2 separate regions of the Homo sapiens genome follow, and region 2 is linked to region 1. Evidence: chromatin loops called from intact Hi-C (ENCODE). Cell type or tissue: Caco-2. All regions are shown on one strand.

The links. A loop is a pair of places that touch in the nucleus more often than their neighbours do. Peaks named below come from ENCODE experiments on the same cell type or tissue, not always from the same donor. Only the 100,000 strongest peaks of a DNase experiment are listed, where the experiment ranks them.
Region 2: a loop joins it to region 1, with 8 times the contacts of the local background. A loop is called at or near these places in 2 of 110 quality-filtered maps.

Annotation. Positions count from the first base shown.
Region 1 is chr10:14,576,045-14,581,044 of GRCh38, reverse strand. The region is part of intron 2 of FAM107B (family with sequence similarity 107 member B); the gene reads left to right. Among named protein-coding and RNA genes, the nearest start is that of MIR1265, 140 kb to the right of the region's middle. In Caco-2, no CTCF peak of the experiment used is centred here; DNase peaks (open chromatin) are centred at 2,414 and 2,828; H3K4me3 peaks cover 1,565 bases.
Region 2 is chr10:14,736,116-14,741,115 of GRCh38, reverse strand. The region is part of intron 1 of FAM107B (family with sequence similarity 107 member B); the gene reads left to right. Among named protein-coding and RNA genes, the nearest start is that of FAM107B, 36 kb to the left of the region's middle. RefSeq lists an enhancer at 2,783-3,304. In Caco-2, no CTCF peak of the experiment used is centred here; a DNase peak (open chromatin) is centred at 2,905.

The DNA of each region.
Region 1 (5,000 bases):
TGCTGTTTCCAGCAGCAGAGACTTGCTTTAGTTCTTGCTCTGATTTGCTGTAACTTCAGGTGCATTCAGCCAGGTGAGATTGCTTATTGAACTTACCAAAGCAACAGAGTAAGAGTTCTGGAGGTTTTAATCACTGTGCTCTCAATAAGCCAACAGAAGGAAATGATCTCTGGGAAGAACGTTCTGCAGAATACATTACGTTCCATCTTGGTATGAAGTTAGGATCCTGGGAGGCCAAGTGTGAGGATCCTGCTAGCATTTTCTTTCAGTGAATTAAAATGATTTAAAGAGCAGTGAATTAAAGGCTAGGCATAATCCTATGTCTTTGGCCTTTAACAGTTTTTTTTTTTTAATAAAACACAGCTATGTGTTCAGTATGCTTTTATTTGGCATGAATGAATAAAGGCTTTTGTCCATGCTGTAGTGCGCTGTTCCTTGTGTAACATTCCATGTGGAAAACTTCTTTTAGACAATCATACCATGATATTTTTTCTTTTCCTTGAGAAGATGGATACTTATTTTTTTTTCTAAGAATGTATAGTATGTACCTTTTTATTTTTGGTCCTGGCCCCCAGGAAACTCAAAACCACACTTAATACAGAGATCTGGAAATTATATTAGCCCTTGTGTGTACCACTTGCTGTTTCTTTTGTAGGGTGGCCTTGACTTACTTACTTTTTTTTTTGGCACGGAGTCTTGCTCTGTCGTGCAGGCTGGAGTGCAGTGGCATGATCTCGGCTCACTGCAAGCTCCACCTCCTGGGTTCACGCCATTCTCCTGTCTCAGCCTCCCAAGTAGCTGGGGCTACAGGCACCCACCACCATGCCCAGCTAATTTTTTTGGATTTTTAGTAGAGACAGGGTTTCACCATATTAGCCAGGATGGTCTTGATCTCCTGACCTCATGATCCACCCACCTGGGCCTCCCAAAGTGCTGGGATTACAGGCTTGAGCCACCGCACCCAGCCTGGCTTTCTAATGTTATTTTATTTACCTAGTTGAATGTATGACTTTTTTTTTTTTTTTGAAATGAAGTCTTGCTGTAACACATGCTGGAGTGTAATGGCATGATCTCAGCTCACTGCAACTTCTGCTTCCTGGGTTCAAGCAATTCTTCTGCCTCAGCCTCCCAAGTATCTGGGACTGCAGGTGCCTGCCATCATGCTTGGCTAATTTTTGTATTTTTAGTAGAGATGGGGTTTCACCGTATTGGCCAGGCTGGTCTCGAACTCCTGACCTCAAGTGATCTGTCCTCAGCCTCCCAAATGCTGGGATTACAGGCATGAGACATGTATGACTTTTAACACACTCCAAATCTTTTTTGGAAGGAACTAGTGAATGACAGAACAGTTTTATCCTCCTCTTATCTCCTAATATGGGGTATTGAGTAACAAACTTGGTTTTGAAATTCTGTTGCCCTTGTGTGCTTTTACTTGGGTAATGCAACTAACAGAAATTTCTGGATTTGCTTAAGTAGAATTTCCATTTCTTTGCTTGATAAAGCCCAGGGTTGCAATTTTAGGGCAGTTACCAGCCAGGTAGAGAGGTAGGAACGGTTTTGAGATGACCCTCTCACTGGTTTCCTCTGTTTATTCTAATTGTGAGATTTTGGTTACTTTGCAATAGAGGGTTTAGATATGCACTGCTTTACAGCAACCGGGTAACTGGCTTCTGAAGATTGAATATACGGTTTCTTCAGCATTGCTGTTTCCAAAAGAGTTTAGTTTGTTTTCATTCATTGACTTAGTGCCTTCCTCTGTTCAAGGAATTCTACTAATTGGTATGGGTGTTTCCAAATGATGCTTAGCTGGCCGACCCTTCTTTGGAGAAGCTTACATTTAAAAAAATTAATTTTCACAATTGGTATGTCAAATTGGTAATTATTTCAGAAGCAAATTAAGATAACATCTTAGAAAATCAATTTATGGACTTGAGCCGAGTGCTTCATACAACGAATGGGTTTTTTCTAGGTGTTTGTCACCGGGAATTTTCCTGAGAGGCTTGTATATATTAATAGAAAAGGAGTGTAGCTTTTTTTTCTCTTCGTTATAATTTAGGTAAAGTCTTACAATGTGTGAACAAGGCTGTCATTTTTAGCTTGCGTTTGAACGAAAACATGCTATACTTTTTGGAGACCCTGATTGAGTAATCAGTACTTGGGGTAGTGATAAACCACAGGTGAGCTAACTTGCGGCATTCTTTAGATTAAAATTTGATCGTCATTGTTTGTTCCCAACAATGATTTGCCAGGAATGGTATGCATACTTCTCTTCTGCCCCATTCTTCCTTGTTCTAATCTCTTCTTAAATAGTTCTGTTTTTCTTTTGCTGAACAGGAATTCCCAAGTAAATAATTCTTTCTTGTGACCGAGGGTGCAGTTGGTGAGGTCTTCTTGCCTTCTGAATGGCCAGTAGCTGCTTCCGGACTCCGGAAAATATGTCGCAAATGAAGACTGCTATCACTCACTCTATAAACAGGACCAGAAAGTGAGCAATTTGGCAAGGTCCCCTCTCTCGGCAAGTCTGATGGATCTCTTTTTTTTCCCCAGTGAAGGCTTGTCATATTTATAAGCCAGTAGTGTTATTTCAGAATCTCCGAAGGAAATGTGCCTCCGTGATAGGGAAGCAACTTGTTTATTCTAGACTTTTCTTCACTATATTTCTAACGTTGAGGAAATTACTCAAAGAGGTTTGGCAGAGTGAAGACAGATGAGTGAGACTGGATTGAGTTTATGGAATGTATTAATTCAACTGATGTTTGTTCAACTCCAAATGAAGGATCCAGCATCCAGGGCACAGATAAGTGCAGGATATTCGCCCTCAGGGAACTTCCTGTCATTAGGGAGGCTGGCACCTGCTTGCAGTTAACAGAAATGTTAGCGTAGTTGCTCATTCTGCTTGGAAGCGGAGTTCGTTACCATTTCATTTAATGAACTTTTCCAAATGGAAAGAAAGCTTTGTACCCGCACGCCCTGGCTCTGGATGTGGAGGTTGAGAGCCCTGTGAAGCTCTTATTTAAACATGAAAATGGGTGTCAGCTTTAGGACTAAGTTCCACTGGGAAGAACTGGGGGAAGGGAGCCATTTTTAGGTGGCATTAGCCATACCACCTTTAATAAAAAACTTCGTGTAACTCAATGTATTTCCTGGCTGGCTGCAGTTACAGAAATATTAACTGTCCTAAAATGTTTATCTTAAAGAGAAACGACTTCAGTATTAGAGAATGCACAGAAAACTAGATTATAAGTAAATACTTTTGTTCACATTGGGGGTTAAAAACATTGGGCCTGCTTCATCATGGTTATTAATGTGGACCTGTGTTGTTACGTTATAAGCAGAGGTTTACAGATCTGAGTTTCAAGGCTTGGCACTTGGAAATGAGCTGAGATTAGCGTTAGAGAACAAGGCCTCTCCTGCCATCTTGGGAGCTGAAATCCCAGGATCTCAACCTGAAAATCAGGGGCTAACACTCTGATATTGATCTGTATACCTTCGGAAATACAGTTTTTAAAAAGAAACAATTTTTAAGACTAGAACATTTTTTTTTATTTCTTCGTACTATGCAAGTTTATATACGTAGCTGTAAAAGGCAAACGTAAGCTCGCTTTTTTAAAGATTCACGTGAAGCTGTTTTCTTTCCGTGAACGGAAGAGTTTGACAGAGAAACACCTTGGTAAGCACACATCGAGAATACGTTATTAGAACATGATTCTTTCTCCATTGGGCCCCATGAGGCCAAGCAGAAAAATCCAGCAATAGAATGCAAATATGAGCATGCTTTCTTTAAGATGTATCATAAACTGTTTTCTGTCAGAGAATGGAAGGATTTGACAGAGAAACACCTTTGTAAGTACACATCGAGAATACGCAATTAGAATATTGTCTCAGTTGGGCCCTGTGAGGCAAGGAGGCATATCCAGCCATAAAAGGCATGCATGTTTTCTGTAAGATTTCATCATAAGCAGTGTTCTGTCAGTGAATGGAAGCATTTGAATAGAGAAACTTCTTTGTAAGCATACATTGACAATATGAAGAAACAATTATTGATCAAAAAAGCCATGCATTATTATGTATTTTTTCCATTCTGCTTGTAATCAGTGTTGCTGTTTTTTCGTCGTGTTTAATAGAGGCAACACATTACTGATCCCAAATACTCTGGGAAGATTTAATCTAAAATACCCCTTCTCTATTCAGGGATCTAATCATTTCTGTTCTTAACTAGGTTTTCATTGGTATTCTCAACTTTTCTAATAAAACGGTTTTTGGGACTTGCAATCTTCTTTCATTTTGTAGTAAGTAGCCTTATTCCTGTTTTATAGATAGAAAAAAATAAAGTACAAAGATGTGTTTGCACTGTTAGAATTCTAATGCCACAGAATACTACTGTAAATGTTTGGTTCCAATTGTGCCAGTTTTACTAATATCACATAGTACAGAAAGCCATAATTTTGTGAGAGTTTTCCCACTGTTCACTGCTTTCTAACTCAGTGGCTTTTTGTTGTTGTTGTTGTTGTTGTTTTTGAGATGTAGTCTTGCACTGTTGCCTAGGCTGGAGTGCAATTGCGTGATCTTCCCTCACTGCAGCCTCCGCCTCCCGGGTTCAAATGATTCGCCTACCTCAGACTTCTGAATAGCTGGGATGACAGGTGCCCACCACCACGCCCAGCTAATTTTTGAATTTTCAGTAGAGACGGGGTTTCACCATGTTTGCCAGGCTGGTCTCGAACTCCTGACCTCGTGATCCACCCGCCTCGGCCTCCCAAAGTGCTGGGATTGCAGGCGTGAGCCACTGCACGTGGCCAACTCAGTGGCTTTTTAAAAAATCGTGGTGAAATATACACAACGAGGTAAACCATTTTAACCACACTGCCGTGCAACCATCTCCACCATCCATCTCCAGAACTTTTTCATCATCCCAAACCAAAACTCGGTAACCATAATACAATTCCTCCCCATTCCCTTCTCCCAGCCCCTGGGAAGCAGCATTCTACTTTCTGTGAGTT
Region 2 (5,000 bases), 160 kb before region 1:
TCCTCTGACTCCCAAAGCCATGGGGAGCCCCATCCCAGTGCTGTCTGCTTGTTGGAAAATCCTAATGTCACCTGTTGACTGTTCTCAGGGCCCAATCAGGTCCTGTTGTAGTTTTCACACATCGTTTCCTGGCCGCCAAACTGGATTTACTTTTAACACTTAACAGAACATTTTTGATCACAAGTGACAGAAAATGAACCCACACTTGCTTAAGCTAAAAAGAGGATGTATTGACTTGCAGCTGAATAGTCCAGGGGCTAGACTATTTTTAGGCACAGCTGCATAACAAATGATATCATCAGGACTCTGTCTAGCTCATTTTAAAAATAGACTTTGTTTTTTAGAGCAGTTTTGGGTTTATAGGAAAATTGAAGGAAGGTACAGAGTGCCTCCATAATCCCCTCTTACTGTCCCCTCCCTGTGCACACAGTTTTCCCTATTTTTAACATCTTGCATTGATGTGGTACATTGATTACAATTGAGGAAACAATATTAGTTCATTATTATTAACTAAAGCCCATATACGCATTAGGGTTAGCTCTTTGTGTTGTATAGTTATATGGGTTTTAAAAAATTCAGAAAGTCACTTTTCCACCATGACAGTATCATATAGGATAGTTTCACTGCCCTAAAATCTCTGTTCTCCACCTATGTCTCCTTCCCCCGTACCCCAATGGCCACCACTGATCATTTTATTGTCTGTATAGTTTTGCGTTTTCCAACATGTCATAAAGTTGGAATCATACAGTATGTATCCTTTTCAGACTGGCTTTTCACTTAGCAATATGCATTTAGTGTTCCTCCATGTCTTTTTGTGCCTTGATAGCTCATTTCTATTTATACCTGAATAATGGGCCATTGTCTGGATGTTCCACATGTGTGTTTATTCATTCACCTATTGAAGGACATCTTGGTTGGTTCCAAGTTTTGGCGAATATGAATATCGCTTCTATAAACATTCACGTGTAGGTTTTTGTGTGAATTCATTTGGGTAAATGTCAAGGACCATGATTTCTGGATCATATGGTAAGCCTATGTTTAGCTTTGTAAGAAATTGCCACACTGTCTTTCAAAGTAGCTGTATCATTTTGCATTCCCACAGGCAGTGAATGAGCATTCCTGTTGCTCTATATCTTCTCCGCAATTTGATGTTGTCAGTGCATAAATTTCAGCCATTCAAGCAAACAATCCAGGGGATAGACCAACTAGAGATAGTTGGATGTCAAACAGTGCCATCAGGACTCTGTCTTGCTCCTTCTGTGTCTCGGCTTTTCTTTCCCCTGGGCCAGCTCCAGTCTCCTGCAGGGATTCACTTCACGGTGTCTCTCATTGGCTTTAGGAATACATGCCCACAACTCCAAGTTCAGCATAAAGAGAATACCTCTTTCTAGCACAAGTTGTAGAACTTGAATTATGTATCTATCCCTAAAACAATTCTTGTGGTCTGGGAAATGAAATATTTTCCCTTTATTCGCTCATTCATTCATTCATTCATTCATCATGAACACTTACTATATGCCAGGCACTGATGATAATTGGTCAGGCCCAAGTCACACATTCCAGGAGTAAAATTGGTCCTCTACCCAAATCCCATGGATGGAGAGCTGAGGCAGTAAGTTTCCCCAACGTGCTGTTATCAGAAGAAAGCTGGATGGATCATGGATGCCTGGCAGGTAAAAATACCTTGTCCTCCACCTACAACTGTGGAGTCTGTCCCCAGCGCCTGCCCTACTCATTGAGTGGGTATAGTTCTATGTATCAGTCCAATTTCCCATTTCTGGATCATTCCAATTTCTCCAAATCCAGCAGTTGGCTGGGGCCTTCCTGGTCAGATCCCAAGGTGGGACACCGTGGCAGATTAGCACTCCCGTCATGGAGCGATGGAGGCTGCTTCTCCTCCTTTTGAATCTGGGCCACCCTGTGATCACTTTACGTAATGGGATGTGTATGATGAACGTTGTTCTACTTCTGGACCTACCCTTTAGAGGACCGGCAGCTTTTACCTTCACCTTTTAGAAGCCACTTGCCATGTTAGAAGTATGAATATCCTGAGACCACCAAGCTGGGAAAAGTGTAAACCATAAGGCTCCAGGTATGTGGAGGAGGAAGCCATGGTGAAAGGGTCCCCTTCAACCCAAGTCACCCCAGCTGATGCACATGCATGAGAGTCAGACAGCCCAGCTGAGTCCTTTCCAAATTCCTGACCCACAAAGTTGTGAGCAAAATAAATTCATTGCCTTAAACTGCTGGTTTGGGGGTTGCTTGTTACACAGCAACAATGTCCAGAACAGACGGCAACTAGTGTTACAATATAATCAATGGAAACTTAGCACACTAACCCAATGGGCCCGATCCATGTGTTGGGGTAATGTCCGAATTCCTTACCTTCCTGAGGCCAGGGCCCAATCCATGTGTCAGGGGTAATGTCTGGATTCCTTACCTTCCCGAGGCCTACAGGTAGTCCCGCAGGTGCTGTTGACCTCATTTTGCATTCACTCCTCTAACCTCCTTTTTTAGGTGGCGTGTGACACGCTTCAGGATACCCAGAAATAGGTTACTGCTGGGAATCCTAAGGGAATCTTTTGGAGTTGAAAGGGTCCTGAGAGACCATCTCATTTTAGAGCTAAGATTTAAAGAGCCCTAAGGAGGTTCAGGGCCTAGACTGTGGTCAGGAGGAAGCCTGGCCTGCAACTCAAGACAACTATCAGTTACACCACTTTCTAGTCAATAACTGATTCTCTAGATAAGTGGGTGAGCTCAGTGGTGACCTAGATAGTGCCTCGTTTTCTCTGAACTACGCCTTATCTTTTCCCTAACTCCCACTCGTAACAGATTTGCTATTCTGAGAGCTTCATCTTATCTCATTTAAGACTAAGATAACCTGCACCCTGGTGTCACATGCGGATTTGGATTCCAATCCAGTCATTTATTACCTTTGGGATGTTGGGCAAGTCACTTAGCTTTTTGGAATTTAAGCTTCCTTTGCTGCAGAATGGGGAAATCTTCCTCCCTGGCTGCTGTACATTTGTACGTGTAAATATAGTAAATTCCAATGAGACCGTGTGTGTAAATTGGTCCTCACAGTGCTGGCACATGGGAAACACTCTAGAGTGGTGGCATTAGCGGCTGCTGTGTCGGGGGAATGAAACGCCTAGAGACCGAGTTTTTATCCATGAATACATGTTGTTCCAAGATTTTCAGCACATTGTATAACATCGTCACCAGTCAGGGGGATGAACTGCATTTGCAGATGGAAAAAAAAATAAATGAACTGAGGCACAGTGCTTGTGGCTGGTACAAGTTTAGCCAACGAAGGAGAGAGAGAGAGAGAGAGAGAGAGAGAGAGAGAAAGCGTGCACGCACAGCACTGCATGGGCCAGGGAAGCCTGGGAAACGTTTTCAGGGAAACCTCTCGATTGGGGAAGGTAAGTTTTTCTTAGGTCATTTCCCTGTGAAAATAAAATGCTTGCTTTTTTGTTTGTTTGTTTGTTTGTTTGTTTTGGAGGCCGAGTCTCTCTCTGTCACCCAGGCTGGAGTGTGGTGGCATGATCCCAGCTCACTGCAACCTCCTTCTCCCAGGTTCAAGCAATTCTTCTGCCTCAGCCTCCCAAGTAGCCAGGGTTACAGGTGCCTGTCACCACGCCCGGCTCATTTTTTGTATTTTTAGTAGAGACGGGGTCTCACTGTGTTGCCCAGGCTGGTCCCCAACTCCTGAGCTCAGGCAATCCGCCCACCTCGACGTTCTGAAGTGCTCCCATGAGTCACTGCACCTGGCCTAAAATGTTTTTTCTATGGAGAGGAAATGCTTTTTTCCCTTCTTCTCCCCTCTCCACTCCTCTCTTTCTCTCTCACCTCCTTTTTCTCCCCATATCATCCCAACTCCCCCTCTGTAATATATGAATAAAAGAGAAGCCCTACAAGCCTAACAAAAGAGCCCACTGTAAGGCAGAGATGAATGGAATCTCTCTGCTTTTTCTCAGAGCGCTGACAAGATCTCTGGCTTGGTGGTGCTCCGAGAAATCCTCTTAGCTCCCTTGTTTTTGCTTCCTTCATTTCTCCTTCCCTTTTCCTTGTCTGTCTCTGGGCTCTCAAGCCTTCATACTCCCCGCCTTCCTCAGGCAGTGAGGTCTGCTGTGTGGCCTTTCCCCAGACTGCCAACAAGGCCGCCTGGTGTCGGCTTCCTATCTGAGTGCTGGGGGACAACATTATCAAGGCTTCAGTGGGTCTCTCTGCAGCTCTAAACCACAACATTCAACTGCTGTTCTGTTTGCATGATTTCACATTGCAGTCATTGAGAATCTATTTTTAGATGACCCTTTCAAAATTCTACTGTCGAATGTGCTGAAATAATACTGCTTGCTTGTGATTGGACATAAATCCCAGGAATATTTACCCCTGGCCAGAGTTAAAGTCACTTTTTGGAAATGATCAGTTAATGATTTATGATGTTTATACTTAGTGAAGGTTTTTCATGGATCTTGGACTCAGAAAATAGCATTGATTTATAGGACCAATGAAGGAGATTGAGTGATAATGTGTTTTTCTTGTTTTTATTTTTTGGTAATGGACTTACTGTTCTTACATAAAGTAGTATTCACTTTAGTGCAATAGGCTGAAGAGTACACTAAGGATAGAGTCTTAATTATGAGTCTATAAGAAAGCCATCCCAAACAGTTTGGCTTGTCCCTTAGATTGAGGCGAACTACTCAAATCACCAGAGGTCTGCTATAAATAGGCTGACAAGTTGATGTTAACATATTGTGTCTTTTAACTTTCATAAGCAACCCAGTAGAATATGAATTTTGGATTCTACCTGTGTTTTTCTTCAGCTCTGCCTGTCTCCTGACTTGTGACTTTGACCTAATGACTTCCTGTCTATGGACTTGTGTCTTGAAAACTAGAGAACAAACTGGAGATCTCTCAGTTCCCTTTCAGCTTGTCCAGTTTAAGGCTGGCTACCATAATATATTCTGGAGGTACATGCTGTTTTAGAGACTTTG